Regions from separate parts of the Homo sapiens genome. Here region 1 is linked to region 2. A link is an interaction called in ENCODE POLR2A ChIA-PET data of the cell type or tissue named here. Cell type or tissue: Panc1. All regions are shown on one strand. Links, peaks and the distances in the headings refer to the core of each region. The heading gives the core; the rest is flanking DNA. Region 1 overlaps TANGO6 (transport and golgi organization 6 homolog). Region 2 overlaps TANGO6 (transport and golgi organization 6 homolog).

Region 1 (9,431 bases), core at 867-8,866, 99 kb after region 2:
ATATAAATACAACCCAATATAAGTTACTCAATATATGAAAAACCAGGAAAATGGAACATGTTCCCCAGAGAGAAGAAAATCAACTAAGACGAACCTCAAGGTAATCCTGATGTTAGAATTATCAGAAAAGGATTTTTTTTTTTTTTTTAGATGGAGTTTTACTCTTGTTGCCCAGGCTGGAGTGCAGTGGCACGATCTCGGCTCACTGCAACGTCTGCCTACCTATTCAAGCGATTCTTCCACCTTAGCCTCCCTAGTAGCTGGGATTACAGGTATGTGCCACCACACGTGGCTAATTTTGTATTTTTAGTAGACAGGTTTTCACCATGTTGGTCAGGCTGGTCTCAAACTCCTGACCTCAGGTGATCTGCCCGCCTCAGCCTCCTTGCCAAAGTGCTGGGATTACAGGCATGAGCCACCGCACCTGGCCAGAAAAGGATTTTAAAGCAAATATTATAATTATCCTCAATGAAGTAGAGGAGAAATATTTCTGCAAAGATGGGAAATCTCAGAAAAGAAATAGAAATGATTTTAAAAGGGCCAAATGGAAGTCCTAGAACTAAAAACTACAGTGACTTAAAAAAAAATCACTAAATGGAATTAACCAAGAAAAGAATAAGTGAATTGAAAGATGGAGTACTAGAAATTATATAATGTGAAGAACAGAGAGGAAAAAGAAAAAGATTTAAAATATGAGTGATTTTAGGCCAGGCGTGGTGGCTCACGCCTGTAATCCCAGCACTTTGTTTGGGAGGCTGAGATGGGTGGATCACCTGAGGTCGGGAGTTCGAGACCAGCCTGACCAACATGGTGAAACCCTGTCTTTACTAAAAATACAAAGATTAGCTGGGCGTGGTGGTCCGTGCCTATAATCCCAGCTTCTCAAGAGGCTGAGGTAGGAGAATCACTTGAACCCAGGAGGTGGAGGCTGCAGTGAGCCGAGATTGTGCAACTGCACTCCAGCCTGGGCAACAGAGTGAGACTCTGTCTCAAAAAAAAAAAAAAAAAGAGTGATTTTAGGCTGGGCGCGGTGTCTCACAACTATAATCCCAGCACTTTGTTTGGGAGGCCAAGGTGGACAGATCACCTGAGGTCAGGAGTTCGAGACCAGCCTGGCCAACATGGCGAAACCCTATCTCTACTGAAAATACAAAAATTAGCGAGGCATGATGGTGGTTGCCTGTAGTCCTAGCTCCTCGGGAGGCTGAGGCTGGAGAATCACTTGAACCTGGGAGGCAGAGGTTGCAGTGAGCCAAGATCGCACCATTGCACTCCAGCTTGGGTCCATCTCAAAGGAAAAAAAAAAAAGGTGAGTGATTTGGTGTGACCAGAGGCTCTCAGGACCCTAATCTTACATTTCCCCTAGGAGCAGTGGTTCAATATCTGCTAATGCAGCACTCACAGCAACGTTATAAAACATAACTACCACAAATAACGAGAATTGAATATATATACAATTGGGAAAAAAGTTGATCTTAAAAAAATGAGTGATTGGGGGTTGATTTATCAAGGTAACTACTGCTGCAGCCCTCTACATAGTTTATTGAAAGTTAACTTCTTAGAAGGACTATAAAATATTTGAGAACTTTGCACATGGATTTATAGTGGCTAATATAATATATAGCCACAATATAAAATGGCAGCATTTTATATTGAAACTCTTTCCCTTGCTTTTTAGTATTAAAAGATAATTCTCAGAGCAGTTTTCTTCCTTGTAATCCCTAATTTTAGATGACAAAAGAATAATCTATTCTCTATCTGTTTTGTGGGAGATCAGTATTCAGCTTTAGAATTAATTCCTTCAAAATGATAAAAAGTCTTAACATCAGGTTGTTTCTTCAAAAACAAGCCAAACCTGGAAGCATCTTTAGAAGAGTTTGGGAGTTTTTTTTTCTTTTCTTTTCTTTTTATAAGACAGAGTCTTGCTCTGTCACCCACGCTGGAGCACAGTGGCGCAATATCAGCTCACTGCTGCCTCTGCCTCCTGGGTTCAAGCGATTCTTGTGCCTGAGCCTCTTGACTAGCTGGGATTACAGGTGCACGCCACCAAGTGCAGCTAATTTTTTGTATTTTTTTTTTTTTTTTTTTTTTTTGTAGAGGTGGGGTTTCGCCATGTTGGCCAGGCTGGTCTCAAACTCCTGACCTCAAGCAATTTGCCCACCTCTGCCTTTCAAAGTGCCAGGATTACAGGCGTGAACCACTGTGCCCTGCCAGGATTAATTTTTTTTTAAGAGATGGATGTCTTGTTCTGTTGCCCAGGCTAGAGTGCAGTGGTGTGATCAGAGCTCACTGCAGCCTGAAACTCTTAGGCTCAAGCAATCCTCCTGCCTTAGCCTCCCAGGGATTAATTATTAATTGACAGCTGTTTTAAGTTCTGAGGCAAACTCAGGCCTCCATGCAGGAATGATTTTTAATCACATGAGCTCAGTATTGGACTCTGATGGCTGAAGCCTCTTCCTGATAAGGTTATTTATGAATGGTGGGTTCACCATTAATACTGGAGATTACTCTCCTACTTCTCTGTGAGAGAGAAGGCAAACCCTGGCTAAAGAAAATAAATGGTTTGTATATGATGCTCTGCTTTTTTAATTACAAGAGTTACTCCTAGAGATTTCAGGGGCTTACTTGTCCCAGGATTTGAGTCAGGGTCCTGAGAGAGCAGGGCCAAAAGTGTGTTGGAAAAGGAGCAGTACTAGGCTGGGGACAGACCCAAGCTGAGGGAAGCTGATGAACAGCAAAAAGTCAAAGCCAGGCCCAGGCAGATGGGGCCGGCCTTCTGCAAGGCTGCTGCTGCTGACCCGAAGGAGGTAAAATGAGTGTGCTCTCTTCGTCAATAGCACCAGAGCCCCCTCTTCCCCTTACCTTGTATTTCTTGTCACTGTTTCTTAATTTGAGACATAATTTATATAGTATAAAATTCACCCTTTCAAAGTATATAATTCTGCAATTTTAGCATATTCATAAAGTGGTGCAATGCTCATCAATATCTAATTCCACAACATTTTCATTGCCCCCCAAAAGAAACTCCATACTCCACTCCCCAATTCTCCTCTTCCCCGTTCTCCTCTCCCCCAAGCCCCTAGCAATCACTAATCTACTTTCTCACTATGGATTTGCCTATTCTAGACATTTCATATAAATGAGTCATACAATATGTGGCCTTCTGTGTCTGCCTCCTTCCATTCCTTTAGTATCATGTGGTTAAGGCTCATCCATGTTTTCTTTCTTTAAAAATTTTTTTTCTTTCTTTTTTTTTTTGGAGACGAAGTTTCGCTCTTGTCCCCCAAGCTGGTGTACAATGGCGCCATCTCGTCTCACTGCAACCTCTGCCTCCCAGGTTCAAGCAATTCTCCTGCCTCAGCCTCCCGAGTAGCTGGGATTACAGGCACTTGCCACCATGCCTGGCTAATTTTTGTATTTTTAGTAGAGACGGGATTTCACCATGTTGGCCAGGCTGGTCTTGAACTCCTGACTTAAAGTGATCCACCACCCCTCCCCGCCCAGCCTCCCAAAATGCTAGGATTACAGGCATGAGCCACTATGTCTGGCTTTTTTTTTTTCTTTTTTATAAAGATGGGGTCTCACTATGTTGCCCAGGCTGGTCTTGAACTCCTGAGCTCATGTGATCCTTCTGCCTCTGCCTCCCCTCCCAAAGTGCTGAGATTACAGGCATGAGCCACCACACCCTGCCTGGCTCATCCATGGTGTAGCATATATCAGAGCTTAATGTTTGCAGCTGAATAAGATTCCATCGTATAGGTATGCCACATTTGTTTATCCATTTATCAGTTGATGGACATATAGGATGTTTCTACTTTTTGGCTATTTTAAACAATGCTGCTATGAACATTTGTGTAGAAGTTTTTGTGTAAATATATGTTTTCATTTCTCTTGGGTATATACCTAGAAGTGGAATTGTTGGGTCATATGGTAATTCTGTGTTTAACTTTTGAGGAACTGCCAGACTGTTTTCAAAGTGACTGCATGAGTTTACATTCCCACCAGCAATGCATGAGGTTTCCAAATTCTCCATATCCTCACGAACACTTGTTATTGTCCATCATACATTCTAGCATGTATCAAATATGAACTCCTATGATAAGGTTTAGATTTTGCATCTCCCTCATGGCTAAAGATGTTGAGCTTGTTAGGTTTTTGTTTTTGTTTTTTCTGAAACGGGGTCTCATGGTCATCCTGGCTGGAATGGTGTGGCACGATCATGGCTCGGTGCAGCCTCAAACTCCTAGGCTCAAGCAATCCTTCCACCTCAGCCTCCTAAACTATGCCACCATGCCCAGCTAATTTTTTTTTTTTTTTTGAGACGGAGTCTTGCTCTGTCACCCAGGCTGGAATGCAGTGGTGCGATCTCAGCTCACTGCAACCTCCGCCTCCCGGGTTCAAGCAATTCTCCTGCCCCAGCCTCTTGAGTAGCTGGGATTTCAGGCATGTACCACCATGCCCGGCTAATTTTTGTATTTTTAGTAGAGACAGGGTTTCACCATGTTGGTCAGGCTGGTCTTAAACTCCTGACCTCATGATCCACACACCTCGGCCTCCCAAAGTGCTGGGATTACAGGCTTGAGCCACCGCGCCCGGCCCTAATTTTTTTATTTTTTGTAGAGATGGGGTCTCACTATGTTGCCCAGGCTGGTCTCAAACTCGTGGGCTCAAGTAATCTTCCTGCCTCAGCCTCCCAAAGTGCTGGGATTACAGGCGTGAGCCATTGCACTTAGCTATTTGTATATCATCTTTGGAGAAATGTCTGTTCAATTTCTTTGCCCATTTTTTAATTGGGTTGTCTTTATTGTTGATTTATTTATTTTCTAATTTAATTTTTATTCCCCCCAAATAAAAATATTATGTAATTAAATTACATATTAAATTGATTGCATAATTTAAAATATAATGTAATTAAATATTATTTAAAATAAAAATAAAATTACATAAACATATGTATTTTTAAAACAATAGTTTTACAAAGCTTGTTTCTCACTTAGTGTTCCTATTCCCCATCAGCAACCATTTTCCACTTGTTTTGTTGTTTTGTTTTGGTTTTTAAATTTACTTTCGGCTGAGCACGGTGGCTCACGCCTGTAATCCCAGCAGTTTGGGAGACTGAGGTGGGTGGATCCTGACTTGAGGTCAGGAGTTCAAAACCAGCCTGGCCAACATGATGAAACCCCGTCTCTACTAAAAATACAAAAGGCTGGGCACAATGACTCACACCTGTAATCCCAGCACTTTGGGAGGCTGAGGTGGGCAGATCACCTGAGGTCAGGAGTTTGACAACACGGTGAAACATGGCCAACATGGTGAAACCCTGTCTCTACTAAAAATACAAAAATTAACTGGGTGTGGTATTGGGTGCCTGTAATCCCAGCTACTCAGGAGGCTGAGGCAGGAGACTCATTTGAGGTCAGGAGGCAGAGGTTGCAGTGAGCTGAGATTGTGCCATCGCACTCCAGCCTAGTGGACAAGAGTGAAACTCCATCTCAAAAAACAAAAAATACAAAAATTAGCCAGGCATGCGCCTGTAATCCCAGCTACTCAGGAGGCTGAGGCTGGAGAATTGCTTGAACCCAGGAGATGGAGGCTGCAGTGAGCCAAGATCACGCCACTGCACTTCAGCCTGGGCAACAGAGCGAGACTGTCTCAAAAAATTAAAAATATATATATATATTTTTTCCATATTTACAGATGGTATGCTTATACTGCTATTTCTTGATTTTCCTTTTTTCTTTTCTTTCTTTCTTTTTCTTTTTTTTTTTTTTTTAGACACAGTCTTGCTCTGTCGACCCAGGTGGGAGTGGTGCAGTGCCACCATCATGGCTCACTGCAGCCTTGACCTCCTGGGCTCAGACAATCCTCCCACCATAGCCTCTGAGTAGCTGGGACTACAGGTGTGTACCACCACACCTGGCTAATTTTTTAAATTTTTTGTAGAGATGGTGTCTCCCTATATTGCCCAGGCTAGTCGTATCAAACTCCTAGGCTCAAGCAATCCTGCCACCTTGGCCTCCCAAAATGATGTTGGGATTGCAGGTGTGTGCCATTGCTCTCAGGCCTTGATTTTTCTTTTCTTTTTTTTTTTTTTTTGGAGACAGGGTCTTGCTCTGTCTCCCAAGCTGGAGTGTAGTGGCACAGTCTCAGTTCACTGCAACCTCAGCCTCCCAGGCTTAAGCAATCCTCCCACTTCAGCCTCCCGAGTAGCTGGGACTACAAGCACACACCACCACACCCAGCTAATTTTTGTATTTTTTGTGGAGACTGAGTTTTGCCATGTTGCCCAGACTGGTCAAGACCTGAGCTTGAGCCATCTGCCCACCTCGGCCTCCCAAAGTCATAGGATTACAGGTGTGAGCCACTGTACCCAACCTTGATTCTTCAGTTCACTTGACCTCCTAGTATGTATAAAAGTGGGCCCCCTCAGCTTCTGTTCCAAAGGTGGAAAAACTGGCCTATGTGGGAGGTATGAAGAAACAGTCCAGTGGCTTTGGCTTCAAGTATGGACTCTGGAGCTGGATGTCCAAGCTGAAATCCCAGCTTTGCAACTTGCTGGCAGTGAGACCCTGCACAAATTAGTTGACCTCTCTTCTCCTCAACTTCCTCATCTATAAAATGGAAATAATAATAATAGTGCCAGGCACGGTGGCTCATGCCTGTAATCCCAGCACTTTGGGAGGCCGAGGTGGGTGGATCACCTGAGGTCAGGAGTTCGAGACCAGCCTGGCCAACACGGAGAAACCTCATCTCTCCTAAAAATACAAAATAAGCCAGGCATGGTGGTGCATGTCTATAATCCCAGCTACTCAGGAGGCTGAGGCAGGAGAATCGCTTGAATTCGGGAGGCAGAGGTTGCAATGAGCCGAGATCGTGCCACTGTACTCCTGGCAACAAGGGCGAAACTCGGTCTCAAAAAATAAATAAAAATAATAGTACCACTTTATAGAGTTGTTATAAGAATTAATTGAACTTATCTATGAAAAGCATTTAGAATGTATAGGTTCTAAAAGCTCAATATGTATTCATTATTATTATTATTATTAACATGCTCTCACAAATATATATATTCCCCCTCCCCATTCTCCCTATTTAGTTACATTACAGTTTTTTAATATCAGCATTCAGTGTTTATGTTATTATGACTGTAACTGTTATCTATTCTATGATCACATTTCCTTTCTTGTTTGAATTTTAGTTTTCTCTAAAGTTAATAAATGTTTCATGTTTACATCTGTTACTTTTCTATGAACCTATCATTAATTCATCCCCAATCTTTGCTGAAAGTTTATAAATCTCATAAAAGGTTCAGACACATCAGGTAATCTAACAGCTTCATCTTCTTGGAGGCATGTCTCCTATAAGCCTTCATCCACTGCTCTTGTCTGGACTGGTTACTTCTAAGCCTACTGCAAGATTTAAGAACAGAGCACTCAAAAGCTGATGATACTCTATGTACAGGTACTTATTTATGGACTAGAGGACTTTATAAGAGGGTGATGATCTGGCCAGGTGATATCATTGGGAGACTCCGTACTGTGACTATGTTGAAGTCTTTCTTGGGGGGCTTGGCAGAAAAGAATCTTAGTCTCGGCCAGGCACGGTGGCTCACGCCTGTAATCCTAGCACTTTGGGAGGCCAAGGCGGGTGGATCACCTGAGATCAGGAGTTCCAGACCAGCCTAGCCAACATGGCGAAACCCGTCTCTACTAAAAATACAAAAAAATTAGCCAGGTATGGTGGCAGGGGCCTGTAATCCCAGCTAATCAGGAGGCTGAGGTAGGAGAATCGCTAGAACCCCGGGGATGGAGGTTGCAGTAAGCTGAGATCACTCCATTGCACTCCAGCCTGGGCAACAGAGCAAGACTCTGTCTCAAAAGAAAAAAAAAAGAATCTTGGTCTCCCATAGAGGATAGAAGCCTGGCTGGAGGGTTCCGGAAGATGAGTGGAAAGAGAAGGATGGAGGTCTCACCATTCAGTGTGTAGACTTTCACTTATCCTCCTGTTTTTACCATCGCACTCTCATCTGTGTCTCTATCTAATGTCTACCTATCCAGAGTCTCTCTGGTAGGACCCTCCAAAGGGTAAACACTCCAGGCTTCTGCTGGTTGGGGAGGGGCAGTTACCTGGATGCAGAGAGTAGTAGAAGAGGGCTCAGGGGACCTGATTGCTACTCAGACATACTCTCAACCAGGTCTTCTGTTCACCCTGATTTTAAGAGGCATGGTGCCATCAACTCCTGAAATTTTCTGAGATTCTGTGGTACGTTAGGCCTGCTTCTGGGACTCTTAGGCTTAATGAATCAATTTATCATCCAGACTGGGACACTTTTGAGGGTGAAAGAGGATACTATTAATAATTATTACCAGGGCATCAGGCATACAATATATTATCCTGGGCAAATCAGGACCATGACCCTAGGATTCATCCAACTACTTTCTAGTATCAAAACTTTTGTTGCTGGCCGGGCGTGGTGGCTCAAGCCTGTAATCCCAGCACTTTGGGAGGCCAAGGTGGGCGGATCACGAGGTCAGGAGATCGAGACCATCCTGGCTAACACGGTGAAACACCATCTCTACTAAAAATACAAAAAAAAAAAAAATTAGCAGGGCGCGGTGGCAGGTGCCTGTAGTCCCAGCCATTCGGGAGCCTGAGGCAGGAGAATGGCGTGAACCCGGGAGGCGGAGCTTGCAGTGAGCCGAGATCAAGCCACTGCACTCCAGCCTGGGTGACACAGCGAGACTCCGTCTCAAAAAAAAAAAAAAAAAAAAAAAACTTCTGTTGCTATTGTCTTGTTAGTTCTTTTTGTTCTGGTAACTTAAAGATGCCAATTTTTTTTTTTTATCCCTCTACATAATTTTAGTGGGGTTTCAAGAGAGAGCAGTGATGTATGCATATGTTCAGTCCACCAGCTTTCAGGAGACAGGCTTCATTCTTCCCTCTTTATCAATGGAGAAAGTAGGTATGAAGGGGCTGTGTGACTGTACTCAGAGTTATTTGGTTTTAAGTAAAAGAAACCTTGTCTAAACAAGCTTAAGCAAAGGGAGCGTTTAGCCTGTTGCATCCAAAGAAGGGCTGAACAACCACGTTGTGGGAAAAGCAGAGATAGAGCTGGGGGGTCAGCGACTCAGAATCACAAACTGGAATACTCCATCTCCTGTCTATGCTTCCCTTTCATTTCACCTTCAGTCCCCTGTCCTGGAATCTGGCTTTCTTCCTGTGGCAGCAACATAACCACTGATGGTGGCCCAGTGTTATATCCAACACTCAGATTCCCTTTCTAGACCCAAATGCAAAATTCTAGAAAGGAGTCTTAATGTTCCAACTAAGACTACATGTTCATCCCCAGATCAGCCAACTTGGCTGGGCCAGGTGTGGTGTGTGGGGTTGCTGGTTTGTGTAAAATCAGGTTCAGCCTCCACCATAGTCAT
Region 2 (9,431 bases), core at 518-8,517:
TACAGTCACAGAAGTTGGGAGAGTGATGGAGCTGGGATCAAGCCATTTTACAGGGATTCCCAGTCTCTTGTACCTTATCTTACTACAGTGCAGCTGATATATATATATATATATGATGCCTTCTTTCCCTCTCCCAAGCCAGAGATTGCATTTCAAAGCCCACAACACTTGAGTTTTACACTAGCTTCATTTTTTGAATATCTGTCCAGTGGTTTCCTTTATCAATCAAAGATTGATACATTCAAATTTGCATCAGAATATTTAACAATTTAGTACTTACATGTAAGTAAAAGATGAACCGGCTACTTCACTGTTAGCTATTTTCACTTTCCAAGATTGCCTTGGATGTAAAGAGAAATGACAGTAAGTAACTATTGTCATTTATTATGACAAGTTAGCATTTATTGAGTATCTATGTGCTAGTCACAGCAACCCTGCAGGTTAGGAATTATTCTCCCCATTTTACAGATGAGGGAACTGAGGCTTAAGGATGTTAAGTAACTGGCCCACAGTGACTCAGATACCTCATGACAACATCAGGATTTGGATTTGTGCCTCTGGCTCTGAAGTCTACATTTTTGCCACAGGGAAAAATAATCAATCATAGTGCCCTCATTCTTTTTGTTCCCAAGATGCAAGGGCTGAGTTTCCTAGTGGTCTTAAGTATAGGAGAACCAGGCCTACCTTTGGAAAATTGTTTCACTATATATCAACCCTGTTTATAACTTAATAGTATGCTGACCTCATGCTTGATTTTTGTTTTATTTTTGCTAACATGGCAATGTGTCAAGTGTTAATTTTTAAGCAATCTCTGTGTGTATCTTTGAAACTCATCTTTCACATGGACTGTGAGTACGTATTACCTCACACACTGCCCACCCTTCTTCCTGCAGACAATCATTAGTGTTTCAGCATTGAAAGTATCAGCATTGTTTTAGGAGCATTAGGAAAGAGGCTTCAGAAATCAATCCTGGGTGGCTGGGTGCGGTGGCTCACGCCTGTAATCCCAGCACTTTGGGAGGCCAAGGTGGGCGGATCACCTGAGGTCGGGAGTTCGAGACCAGCCTGACCAACATGGAGAAACCCTGTCTCTACTAAAAATACAAAATTAGCTGAGCGTGGTGGTGCATGCCTCTAATCCCAGCTACCTGGGAGGCTGAGGCTGGAGAAACGCTTGAACCTGGGAGGGGCAGGTTGCGGTAAGCCGAGATCGCGCCATTGCCCTCTAGCCTGGGCAACAATAGTGAAACTCCGTCTCAAAAAGAAAGAAAGAAAGAAAGAAGTCAATCCTGGGATTTATCCAGTTTACTGAGAGCGTGAGTTAAGTAAGCACGTAGCTTTCTGTATAGAACTTTTGAGATCTGTTGTATTTCTGGTGCCAATAAATGACATTTAAAAATAGCTTACCTTGGCCAGGCATGATGGCTCACACCTGTAATCCCAGCACTTTGGGAGGCCGAGGCAGGCAGATCACTAGAGGTCAGGAGTTTCAGACCAGCCTGGCCAACATAGTGAAACTTTGTCTCCACTAAAAAGACAAAAATTAGCCGGGCATGATTGTCAGTGCCTGTAATCCCAGCTACTTGGGAGGCTGAGGCAGGAGAATCGCTTGAACCCGGGAAGCAGAGGTTGCAGTGAGCCGAGATTGCACCATTGCACTTTAGCTTGGGAGATGAGCGAAACTCTGTCTCAAAGAAAAAAAAAAAAAGCTTACTTTAAAATAATACAAATTATGAGGATGTGAAGAAATGTTGCCGGTAGAAATGTAAAATGGTACAGTTGCTTTGAAAAATAGTCTGGCCATTTTCAAAAGGTTAAACATGGTTATCATGTGACCTATCAGTTCCACTCCTAGGTATATACCCATGAGAAATGAAAACATATGTCCACACAAAAGTTTATATTTATATATATATATAGGCATTATTTATAATAGCTGAAAAATTGAAACAACATACATATTAATATCTACCGCCTGATGAATGGATTCATAACATCTGATGTATGTACACAGTGGAATATTATTTGGCAGTAAAAAGGAATGAACTATTGATTCATACTGCAACATGAATGAATTTGAAAATATGGTAAGGAAAAGAAGCCAGACACAAAAGGCCATGTGTTGTATGATTCCTATATGAATGAAATGTCCAAAACAGACAAATGTATAAATTCAGAAAGTAGAGTAATAGTTGTCAGAGGATGTGGGGGATGGAGGAGTAAGGAGTGACTGATAATGGATATGAGGTTTCTTTGTGAGGAGATGAAAATGTTTTGGAATTAGATAGTGGGGATTATTGCACAGCCTGGTAAATATACCAAAACTAACTGAATTGTACACTTAAAAAAATTAAAGGCCACACGTGGTGGCTCATGCCTGTAATCCCAACACTTTGGGAGGCCGAGGCAAGCAGATCACCTGAGGTCAGGAGTTTGAAACCAGCCTGGTCCTACATGGTGAAACCCCATCTCTACGAAAAATACGAAATTAGCTGGGCATAGTATGGGTTCCTATAATCCCAGCTACTCTGGAGGCTGAGGCAGGAGAATCGCTTGAACCTGGGAGGCGGAGGTTGCAGTGAGCCGAGATCGAGCCACTGTATTCCAGCCTGGGCGACAGAGCGAGACTCTGTTTTAAAAAAAAAATTTAGGATGGGCGCGGTGGCTCACACCTGTAGTCCCAGCACTTTGGGAGGCTGAGGTGGGTCGATCACGAGTTCAGGAGTTCGAGACCAGCTTGGCCAACATGGTGAAACCCCATCTCTACTAAAAGTACTAAAATTAGCCAGGTGTGGTGGCGGGCACCTGTGATCCCAGCTGCTCAGGAGGCTGAGGCAGGAGAATCGCTTGAGCCTGGGAGGCGGAGGTTGCAGTGAGCTGATGTGGCACCGTTGCACTCCAGCCTGGGCAATAGAGCAAGACTCTGTCTCAAAAAAAAAGTAAATTTAAAAAATTTAAAAATAACGTTAAAAACTCAGAACAGTACTGTTGTTTTTTGTGGAGCTCTCAGGACTATGAAAGATGGGTGGGCAGGATTTAGACACTCAAATGAGTGTGAGGGGATTGAAGCTGAGGGAAAAGCAAAGGTAGGAAGATGTTCAAGAGTGGGGCCAGACCAGGTGCTGTGGCTGCTGCCTGTAATCCCAGCACTTTGGGAGGTCGATGTGGACGATCACTTGAGCCCAGTAGTTTAAGACCAGCCTGGACAACATGGCAAAATCCTGTCTCTATAAAAATTTTAAAAATTAGCCGGGTGTGGTAGCGCATGCCTATAGTCCCAGCTACTCTGGAGGCTGAAGTGGGAGAATCACTTGAGCCCAAGAGGTCAAGACTGCAGCAAGCTGTGATCATACAACTGCACTCCAGCCTGGGTGACAGAGACCCTGTCTCAAAAAAAAAAGGCAGGGTGGGGGGGTTGGGCAAATATAAAGTATAACAGAAGGGAAGCAGTTCAGGTTGTTAGTGGAGCAAAATGGGCATGAAGGCAAGGTATAGGAGTCAGTATCTTCATCTCCCATTTTTCAGACAAAGAAACCAGGGCTAAGAGGCCAACTGCTTGGCCAACCAGTATGTAATAGAGGCTGGATTCAACTCCAAAGCCAAGGCCCTTATTTATGCCTCTGTACTTCCTTCCTTTTTCCATTGCATTTTCTCACCTTTGTCACAACACCATGGCCTCTGTTCTTTTTTTTTTTTTTTTTTGAGACAGAGTCTCGCTCTATCGCCTAAGCTAGAGTGCAGTGGCGTGATCTCAGCTCACTGCAAGCTCTGCCTTCCCGGTTCACACCATTCTCCTGCCTCAGCCTCCTGAGTAGCTGGGACTACAGGCACCCGCCACCACGCCCAGCTAATTTTTTGTATTTTTAGTAGAGACGAGGTTTCACCGTGTTAGCTAGGATGGTCTCGATCTCCTGACCTTGTGATCCACCCGCCTCGGCCTCCCAAAGTGCTGAGATTACAGGCGTGAGCCACCACACCTGGCCAGCCTCTGCTCTTACGGATGGTAAAATTAAACCATGGAACCATGGATCATGACATTTTCAGTGAAGCAATTAAATACTTCTTAATTTCATGGCTTCTGGGGCTCCTTTAAAGTCCCTCACCTCCTATTCATATAGACTAGCTGTCACAAAGGCAGGATTCATGACCAAGAAGGCAACATGAGATACCTCCAGGTAAAGAGTCAGTTGCTTAAATGTCCACTTTACAAGCTATTAAGGAGGTCTAAGTACCTTCCCTGCAGAACAGCGATTTAAATTTTGCCCTGGAGCCACCCTTTCTCTAGTAAAGTTGGAATTTGAAGGCAAGTTAAGGAGGATGGAGTAGTGAGAGAGCTTGTAAGTAAAACAGCAAGTCCCTCTTCAGACTTCCCCTTAAATACAGCATCCCACACTCTCTAAGTAATCCATGGTTTTTACTGGAGCTTTATTGCAGTATCAGCTAGAGGTGCACCCTGCTTTTGTGTTTCCCTCCCCAACTAAAGAGCAAGCAGCCTATGTCACCCTTCATCTCAAATACAAATTAAAATTCCTAATCTCACCAGATGTGATTAAGATGATACTTGAAGCTGTTCACACACTTAGTAAGCCCAATTATATTTTTTATTAACACTGACATAGTTCCTTTTGTTGGTGAATCATAACTTTACAATTTTTAACTGAATGAAGCATCAATTACCCCCTCTCAGGTCACGTTGAGAACTTGGCAGTGGTGGAAGGTAAACTTAAATGGTGTCTGTACAGTTTGGGCAACACATTTTTAGATTTTTACATTAGGCTTTTGTGCTTCCTGACCTTGTGGTATCTCTCCTGCCCCAGAGGAGGATTGAAGGTTGGGAATGAATTGAGCCTCAGGGAATGAATCACAACCCCTTGAGCTGCCAAAGACCTCATTAGGTCATCTCTCTGTCCACCTGCTGGGACATGATTGCTAAGGTGTTTCTTAGGAGAAAGCTGTTTTAGAATCACTTTTGTACTTTGTGTTCAACTTTTGTTTTCCACTATTGATAACCTTTAAATAGGGACAAAAAGAGAATTGTAAAATATTTTCTTTGGCAATTAGGGTTTTCTTTTTGTTGTTGTTGTTAATGGCTTAAAATGTTCATTCACTCAACAGGTATTTTTTATTATTATTATTATTATTATTATTATTATTATTATTATTTTGTGTGTGTGAGACGGAGTCTTGCTCTGTCTCCCAAGCTGGAGTGCAGTGGCACAATCTTGGCTCACTGCAACCTCTGCCTCCCAGGTTCGAGCGATTCTCCTGCCTCGGCTTCCTGAGTAACTGGGATTACAGGCACGCACCACCACGCCTGGCTAGTTTTTTGTATTTAGCAGAGACAGGGTTTCGCCATGTTGGCCAGGCTGATCTCGAATTCCTGACCTCAGGTGATACACCTGCCTCGGCCTCCCAAAGTGCTGGGATTATAGGCGTGAGCCACTGCACCCGCCTCAACAGATATTTATTGAGCACTGCTATGTTTGAGGGTGCTGTGCAAGGTACAACACTGAGAAAAACAGTCATGTCTTGCCTTCATGGAGTTTACAGTTGGAGAAGAGCAAATGATACAAAATCACACAAATGTAAAACATGGTTTTGACACAGGTGCTCTAAATAAAAGGTACATGGTGTTCTCTCACTAACTCCATCCTCCTTAACTTGCCTTCAGATTCCAACTTTACTAGATAAAGGGTGGCTCCAGGGCAAAATTTAAATAGCCGTTCTGTAGGGAAGATACTTAGACCTCCTTAATAGCTTGTAAAGTAGACATTTAAGCAACTGACTCTACCTGGAGGTATCTCATACTGTCTTCTTGGTCGTGAAACCCGCCTTTGTGACAGCTAGTCTATATGAATAGGAGGAGAAGGACTTGAAATGAGCCCCAGAAACCATGAAATTAAGATGTATTTAATTGCTTCACTAAACATGTTTTAGGGACATTTTCCCTGACAGCAAGGGAACGAGGCAGTAACCCATCAGTGAGGATCTGTGGGTAGTTAGGAATTAACCTAGTAAAGAAGGGAGGAGACCAGGCACAGTGGCTCATGCCTGTAATCCCAGCACTTTCGGAGGCCGAGGTGGGCGGATCACTTGAGGTCAGGAGTTCGAGACCAGCCTGGCCAACATGGTGAAACCTCGTCTCTACTAAAAATACAAAAAAAAAGAAAAGTTAGCTGGGTGTGGTGGTGTGTGCCTGTAATCCCAGCCACTTGGGAGGCTGAGGCAGGAGAATTGCTTCAACCCAGGAAGCAGAGGTTGCAGTGAGCTGAGATCGTGCCACTACACTCCAGCCTGAGCAACAGAGCAAGACTCCATCTCAAAAAAAAAAAAAAAAAAAGGAAGGAGGAAAGAGTGTTGTAGGATGCGAAACAGCAAAGCAGCAGGACTACAGCAGGGAGGAGCAGGAGGCAAGAACTGCATGAACGCCTGTGCCCTCCAGACCCTTAGGATCAGTAAGGAGGGGCATGGGTGAGTGGGTTTGGAGCACCAGGCAACCCACTCTAACCAGATGGCTCTCCTTTTCTCTCTTTCATCAAGCCCTCTCTTAAGATTTCATGGAAAAACAAAGTTCTGCTGCTCAAAAGAAAAAAAAAGTTTTGAGAACTCACTGTCAGGCTATGTACGTGCCTAGCGAGAAAGTTTTATACCACATTTCATGTGTCATGCCACATACACACCCTTCCTCACCTCTTCACCACTGATGGAGAATTCAGTCTCTCCTTAAGCCTACTTTCATAAAATGCAATGAGAATGTTTGGATATCTGTACAAATTTCTGAGCTTGGTTGTCCAACACACAGCCCTTAACCATTATGAAAAACATCCTAATTGCAGATTAAAAAGGTAAAAAACCATATGGCATTATTTTAGGCCAGTGGGTTTTAAGTAATTTTTTAGCGGTGGAATCCATTTTCAAATGAGATCTAACATGAAGGCATCAAAAACTCAGGTGATTTTTATTTTCTTCTTTGTGTCTTTTATATTTTTCATGTTTTCTAATATGAACACGTATTGATTTTATAATAAGAAGAGAATGTTTTTAAAATTACATGGCTGTTTAGGGAAACTGAATTGTTTCATGACAACAAGGTTCAGGGACTAGTACAGATTGAAACAGATGGCTTCCCTCGGTGTAGTACCCCCCGTTGACCTTTTCACAACTAGGGATTACTAAAGCACAGAGTGACTATGGCTTTTTCACTGTGAAATTATATGACAGCAGAAACCTAACTGACAAACAGATGTTTTTCCCAAGTGGAGCTTTTCTTAATGAAATCGTTGCTTGGAAACCAGACCATAATAATAACTTCTCTATATTTAGTTTGTAAAGTGATTCAGTTTGCAAAATTATTAAGTCAGAGTATACTAATTAGATAAAATTGAATGTATCTATTATTTGTCTTGCAATTCAGCAACCAAATGGTTAAGCTAGGAGCAGAATTTCATCCGGGATATATCTGTCCAGATGCCATTCATAACAGGGGACATACAAGGAAAATGACAGCTCATAGAGCAACGCTGCTCTGCTCCTCACTGTGACTGCATTGGCACAGTGGTGTTTGATCTTTCACTCATACTTATTAGAAGCTGTTACTTGCAGCACTTATTAAGATGCTGAGACGATCAGTTGGGTCACTGGGTCAAAAATTGTACGTGAAAATGTGAAAATAAATTCAATTTAAATTACTCAGTGAGACAACAGTATAAAGGAGAAAGATTCAGGAGTGAATATACTTGTTTAGCATGATAGAATTTATCAGTGGAAAGTCTGATATACTATTAGTAATACAAAGAAACCTTAACATGCAGCATATTTGTCAGGTAGATTAAAACATTAAATCTTAAATTCAAACTATACATATTCTATAAAAAAATAGATATCTGCCTTCCACTTCCAGTAATAATGAGATAACTCAGCTAAAAATAACTATTATATAAGCCAGGCATGGTGGCTCACATCTGTAATCCCAACACTTTGGGAGGCCCGAGGCTGGAGGATTACCTGAGGTCAGGAGATCAAGACCAGCCTGGCCAACATGGTGAAACCCCATCTCTACTAAAAATACAAAAATTAGCTGGGCATGGTGGTGGGCACCTGTAATCCCAGCTACTCGGGAGGGTGAGGCAGGAGAATTGCTTGAACTCAGGAGGTGGAGGTTGCAGTGGGCTGAGATTGCACCACTGCACTCCAGCCTGCGCAATGGGGTGAGACTCTGTCTCAAAAAAACAAAACAAAAAATAAAAACAACTATTACATAGGGTAACATATTTAAAACACTTTAAAAGCATTAAAGAGCTCATAAGAAAACAGGGAATAACCAAGCCAGCATCTAAAGAGAAAACCAGAACTCTATGAGGTGAACTGAACATAAGAACCTGCATTTACTCTGAGGGCATTTGCTTGAAATTAAGCTGTGGGTTTCATGGCTTTGAAGGGCAACATTGCAGAAATGAAAGCCCAGACCAAGTTTGAAGTAGGAGTCTAACAGAAGGCCCTCCAACATTAAGCTTAGACCCGCTAAGGAATACGCCTCCAGATGTACCTTCAAGTACCTTCACCTGTTCCCAAGGGTCTGGGAGTAGACTTGTCTTGGCACTAAGCAGAGCAGGAGGGAATAAGGAAAGAAAACCTCTATCTGAGGCCAGGCACAGTGGCTCATGTCTGTAATCTGAGCACTTTGGGAGGCCGAGGCAGTTGGATCACCTGAGGTCAGGAGTTTGAGACTAGCCTGGCCAATATGGTAAAACCCTGACTCTACTAAAAATACAAAAATTAGCCAGTCATGGTGGCAGGCACCTGTAATCCCAGCCACTCGAGAGGCTGAGGCAGGAGAATCACTTGAACTCAGGAGGCAGAGGTTACAGTGAGCCGAGATTGCGCCACTGCACTCCAGCCTGGGCGACGGAGTAAGTCTCTGTCTCAAAAGAAAAAAAAGGAAAAGAAAAAGAAAACTTGTATTTGAGAGGTTATGATCACGGAATGGACCTCTTCTGCTGACTTGCTTTATTGGGATTCAGGAAATCTCAAGCAGGGAATTAGAATTTAAAATGTTTCTATACCTGTAGTGTCTATAAGAGTCTTGCAGAAATGAAAGCATATCTCCTATGGAAGAAGGCCCCTTCATCCTAGACCTCGAAGAATCCTCATTGTCATTTTTTATTTTTACTTTAATTTTTAAATTTTTTAATAATTAAAAAATATTTTATTGCGGTTTTATGTGTGTATGCATGCATGCATGCATGTATAGCAACATAAAGTTGGCCATTTTAATTATTTAAAAATCTACAATTCAGTGTCATTAGTTGTATTGATAATGTAGTCATTATCACTATTTCTAAAACTTTCTCATCAGCCCACACAGAAACTCTATAACATTAGGCAATAATTCCCCATTTCTTCCTTCTCCATGTAATTATTTAAGGCTAATA

Evidence for each region. Peaks named below come from ENCODE experiments on the same cell type or tissue, not always from the same donor. Only the 100,000 strongest peaks of a DNase experiment are listed, where the experiment ranks them.
Region 1: POLR2A ChIA-PET joins it to region 2 with 6 read pairs; 3 of 35 experiments call an interaction of 5 or more read pairs at or near these places.

What each region holds. Positions count from the first base shown.
Region 1 is chr16:69,046,190-69,055,620 of GRCh38, forward strand. All of the region lies in intron 17 of TANGO6 (transport and golgi organization 6 homolog), which reads left to right. Among named protein-coding and RNA genes, the nearest start is that of HAS3, 55 kb to the right of the region's middle. In Panc1, for the core only: no CTCF peak of the experiment used is centred there; no DNase peak of the experiment used is centred there.
Region 2 is chr16:68,947,929-68,957,359 of GRCh38, forward strand. All of the region lies in intron 14 of TANGO6 (transport and golgi organization 6 homolog), which reads left to right. Among named protein-coding and RNA genes, the nearest start is that of TANGO6, 110 kb to the left of the region's middle. In Panc1, for the core only: no CTCF peak of the experiment used is centred there; a DNase peak (open chromatin) is centred at 4,806.